2 separate regions of the Homo sapiens genome follow, and region 1 is linked to region 2. Evidence: read pairs that join two places in POLR2A ChIA-PET (ENCODE). Cell type or tissue: Panc1. All regions are shown on one strand. Region 1 overlaps TLCD3A (TLC domain containing 3A). Region 2 overlaps VPS53 (VPS53 subunit of GARP complex).

Region 1 (2,500 bases), 94 kb before region 2:
ATTAGAAGGGAAGCCTCTACAATTCATACAATGTGGTTCCCAGTGATAAGCATTCCACAGATGTTTTCTGTGAAGAAACATCTAAATTGAAATCATGTACTATTTGAGGATTCCATTCACATGGTCAGCAAACGTTTGATGCGCATCCACGTATTAGGTAGAAAACCATTTCGTTTTATGGTTCTCAAACTACCTGAACATCAGAATCACCTGCAGTGCTTGTTAAGCGCTCCAGTCCCCAGAGATTCTAAATTGTAAGCCGAGGGCCCTGAAATCTGTATTAACTTTGTCTCTGATTTCGGACGCAGCCAGTCCGCTGAACTGCAACACTGGAAATACAGTCTACGGAGGCGCCATCTGAATTTGTGCTCTTGAGCAACTCCACACTTACCACGGCGTAAATAATGAATAAACAAATAAGGCAAGCAAGTAATGGCAAGTATAACACACTTGTAGGTGAATTCATTAGCCAGGTTCCTTTTTTTTTTTTTTTTTTTTGGTTTTGGTTTTTGAGACAAAATCTTGCTCTGTCGCCCAGGCTGGATGTAGTGGCGCGATCTCAGCTCACTGCAACCTCTGACTCGTGGGTTCAAACGATTCTCCTGCCGCAGCCTCCCGAGTAGCTGGGATTACAGGTACCTGCCGCCACGTCCGGCTATTTTCTTTTTTTTTTTCTTTTTAAGTAGCGATGGGGGTTTCACCATGTTGGCCAGACTGGTCTCAAGCTCCTGACCTCAAGTGATCCGCCCACCTCGGCCTCCCAAAGTGTTGGGATTACAGGCAGGAGCCACCGCACCCGACCTAGCTAGGTTTCTTTTGGCCAAAAAGATGCCATACTTATTCCAATGCCCATCTATGGTCTCAGGTGCTTTCTTCAAGCAATTTCAAGTAAAATACCTATAAACAGCTACTAAAATTTAGCTGAAATATAACTGGCCTCTCCCCTTGAAGGGAACCTAGGGTTTTCATGTTTTCACCAATTCAGAGAAGAGATCTGAAATTGTGACTCATGAGTAGAATCCTCTGAAGATTTATTAGCAAGAGATCTGGATTATAATCTTCACTATCACTAGCCTGTGATTTAACTTTCTTTGTAAAATGAAGATGATAATCCTTGTCTGTCTTACCTGTCAAAACTGCAGTGAAGATTAAATAATTAAATGTGGGAAAGTCGGCCGGGCACGGTGGCTCATGCCTGTAATCCCAGCATTTTGGGAGGCCGAGGCGGATGGATCACCTGAGGTCAGGAGTTCAAGACCAGCCTGGCCAACATGGCTTTACTAAATATACAAAAATTAGCCAGACGTGGTGACACATGCCTGTAACCTCAGCTACTCAGGAGGCTGAGGCAGGAGAATCACTTGAACCTGGGAGGTGGAGGTTGCAGTGAGCCGAGACCTCACCACTGCACTCCAGTCTGAGTGACAGAGTGAGACTCCATCTCAATAAAAAGAAAGGCGGCGGGGAGGGGGAGTCCTTTTAAATGTTAAAAGGTACTATACAGGCTGGGCACGGTGGCTCACACCTATGATCCCTGCACTTTGGGAGGCCTGAGTGGGAGAATGGCTTGAGCCCAGGAGTTCAGACCAGCGTGGGTGACAGAGCCAGACCCTGTCTAAAACAACAACGTACTATCTGAATTAAGTACTTAAATTGAGAAAACCACCTGGAGCTGTGACTTTGTCATTTTAGTGTCTGAATCCTTTAAGAATCTGACTAAATCCTTGGCCCCATACCACCTTCTGCCTATAATTTGGGGGGATTTTTAACTCCTTCTATCTAATCGCATTCTATGTGAAGGCATAAAATGAGAAGGCATATAATAGAAAAATATTCAGTATATAGTATATGAACCCTGAAAGGCCTTTTTTGGCTGGGTGCAGTGGCTCACGCCTATAATCCCAACACTTTGGGAGGCCCAGGCAGGAGGATCGTTGGAGCCCAGGAGTTCAAGACCAGCCTGGGCAACGCAGGGAGACCCCTGTCTCTACCAACAACAACAAAAAAAAGTTAGCCAGGTGTAGTAGTGTGTGCCTGTAGTCCAAGCTTGGGAGGCTAAGGAAGACGGGTGGCTTGAACCCTGGAGTTCAAGACTACAGTCAGCTGTCATTATGCCACTGCACCTCAGCCTGAGGTCTCGACAGGAAAAAAAAAAAGTAAAAAATTTGCTGGGTGTGGTGGCTCATGCCTGTAATCCCAGCACTTTGTGAGGGTGAGGCAGAAAAATGACTTGAGCCCAGGAGTTCAAGACCAGCCTGGGCAACATAGTGAGACCCTGTCTTTAAAAAAAAAAGAAGAAGAAGAAGAAGAAAAATTGTACCCAGCCACACCAATATTAACCTTTGGTGTCTACAATCGATGTCACTTGATCTATCGTAGCATCTACTTATTCATCGCCAATAGCCAGTTTTGTTTTTAAAAAGGCAGAAGAAAAGCACAAAAATCATGACAGCAGGATTGATCCCAGGTAAGACCGCAGGCTAGAGTGAGACGGACAGCT
Region 2 (2,500 bases):
TGTTGTCCTCGCTTTCCAAGTATGAGTGTTGTCCTCGCTTTCCAAGTATGAGTGTTGTCCTCGGTTTCCAAGTATGAGTGTTGTCCTCAGTTGCCAAGTATGAGTGTTGTCCTCGCTTTCCAAGTATGAGTGTTGTCCTCGGTTTCCGAGTATGAGTGTTTTCCTCGCTTTCCAAGTATGAGTGTTGTCCTCGCTTTCCAAGTATGAGTGTTGTCCTCGCTTTCCAAGTATGAGTGTTGTCCTCGGTTGCCAAGTATGAGTGTTGTCCTTGGTGATCTCAGAAGTGTCTCATGGGGTCACTCAAGATTCTAGGCTGAGATTCTTTATGGTGTCTGTTTGGAACTGTAGCATTTGACTAATTAACCCTGCTGTTTAGAAGACTGTGGTTTGGGAGGGCGGTATATTTATTTGGGAACTGTTGGGGGTGTTTTCTTTGGGACTGTCACTCACAAGGTAACAAAAGTCTCAGGGCTACTTTATCCACAGATATCTGAACAATGTTCATAATTTGCTGTCTGTCTGTGACTCCCCCTTACGAAAAGCTGAGAACACTTTTAGGAAAGGGTGCCTTGGAACAGCCCTGCAGTCACGTGGCATGGAGGATGCCAGAAACCACCTGGTTGACTTTCCTTTCTGGGCAGCACAATGAATCTTTTGTTTCTGAAGAGTGACCCATTTGGGGTTGCCACCATGCAACAGGCTGAACTTACGTGGATGCCAGGAGGAATTTTTGTTTTCCCTGTTCTCTATGAGTTGTAGGCGGACTTTCACAAGAATGGCTAGGAAATCAGTTGGGCACAGTGGCTCATGCCTGTAATCCTAGCACTTTGGGAGGCTGAAGTGGGCAGATCGCTTGAGCCCAGGAGTTTGAGATCAGCCTGGGCAACATGGCAAAACTCCATCTCTACAAAAAATACAAGAATTAGCTGGGCATGGAGGTGCACACCTATAGTCCCAGCTACTCAGGAGGCTGAGAGAAGGGAGGATCACTTAACCCTGGGAGGTTGAGGCTGCAGTGAGCCACAAATGCACCACTGTACTCCAGTCTGAAAAGAAAGGAATGACTAGGAAATCTTGGTAGTTTGGCACATATATGTGCTTTGCTGACAGTTATCAGTTGAGCTACCTCTTTGTAGTGGGAACCTTTTCATGGTTAGAAGAGGAAGGAGTTTAAAGGAATGAGGCCAAAGATAAATTCTTTCAAGTCTGTTGACTTCTTTCTAGAATCCTATTTAAGCAATTGCTTATAAAGACTGAAATTCACATCTTACCCTGAAAATGCATGGGATTGAGGTTTGGGTCTATAGATACCATCAGTGATGTCTGTAAGGGAATAGTTGCTTTCATCTGAGTCATTGATAGCCACTTCACAAACTGCTATTGGTAGAGGCTGGGCGCAGTGACTCACGCCTGTAATCCCAGCACTTTGGGAGGCCGAGGTGGGTGGATCACCTGAGATCAGGAGTTGGAGACCAGCCTGGCCAACATGGTGAAACCCTGTCTCTACTAAAAATACAAAAAATTAGCCAGGCGTGGTGGCAGGCGCCTGTAATCCCAGCTACTTGGGAAGCTGAGGCAGGAGAATCCCTTCAACCCAGGAGGCGGAGGTTGCAGTGAGCCGAGATTATCCCATTGCACTCCAGCCTGGGAGACAAGAGTGAGACTTCGTCTCAAAAAAAAAACAAAGAAAAAAACTGCTGTTGGAAACATTGACATTTATATGCGTATCCTTCTGCTCCAGGATTAAGCATACATCTAACCTCTAGCCACCTGTAAAGCCAGTTAGCACCGTAAGATGGGTGTTGTGGAATAATCAGTACTGGAGAGGACACAGAATCATCTAGTATGGGCTGCTAGCCCCACCCTCTTATTTCACAGCTATTCAAAGTTGTGACCCACAGAGAGGAAGTGACTTGTGATTATGCGGCTCACTAGTAACATAACCAGGTCCAGCCTATCTCAAGAGGTGACTTTGAAAATGAAGAACATGGCGACATAGGCAGTTCTAAGATGGCTGAATAGGAACAGCTCTAGTCTACAGCTCCCAGCTTGAACGACGCAGAAGACGGGTGATTTCTGCATTTCCAACTGAGTTACCAGGTTCATCTCATTGGGGCTTGTCGGACAGTGGGTGCAGGACAGTGGGTGCAGCCCACCAAACATGAGCTGAAGCAGGGCAGGGCATCGCGTCACCCGGGAAGCGCAAGGGGTCAGGGAATTCCCTTTCATAGACAAGCAAAGGTGTGACAGACGGCACCTGGAAAATTGGGTCACTCCCACCCTAATACTGCACTTTTCCAACAGTCTTAGCAAATGGCACACCAGGAGATTATATCTGGTGCCTGGCTCGGCGGGTCCCACACCCACGGAGACTCGCTCATTGCTAGCACAGCAGTCTGAGATCAAACTGCAAGGCGGCAGCAAGGCTGGGAGAGGGGCGCCCGCCATTGCTGAGGCTTGAGCAGGTAAACAAAGTGGCCAGGAAGCTGGAACTGGATGG

The links. ChIA-PET counts read pairs that join two places held together with the same protein. Peaks named below come from ENCODE experiments on the same cell type or tissue, not always from the same donor. Only the 100,000 strongest peaks of a DNase experiment are listed, where the experiment ranks them.
Region 1: POLR2A ChIA-PET joins it to region 2 with 9 read pairs; 2 of 35 experiments call an interaction of 5 or more read pairs at or near these places.

What each region holds. Positions count from the first base shown.
Region 1 is chr17:733,985-736,484 of GRCh38, reverse strand. All of the region lies in intron 2 of TLCD3A (TLC domain containing 3A), which reads right to left. Among named protein-coding and RNA genes, the nearest start is that of TLCD3A, 2.6 kb to the right of the region's middle. In Panc1, no CTCF peak of the experiment used is centred here; no DNase peak of the experiment used is centred here; H3K4me3 peaks cover 131 bases.
Region 2 is chr17:640,044-642,543 of GRCh38, reverse strand. The region is part of intron 7 of VPS53 (VPS53 subunit of GARP complex); the gene reads left to right. Among named protein-coding and RNA genes, the nearest start is that of VPS53, 74 kb to the left of the region's middle. In Panc1, no CTCF peak of the experiment used is centred here; no DNase peak of the experiment used is centred here.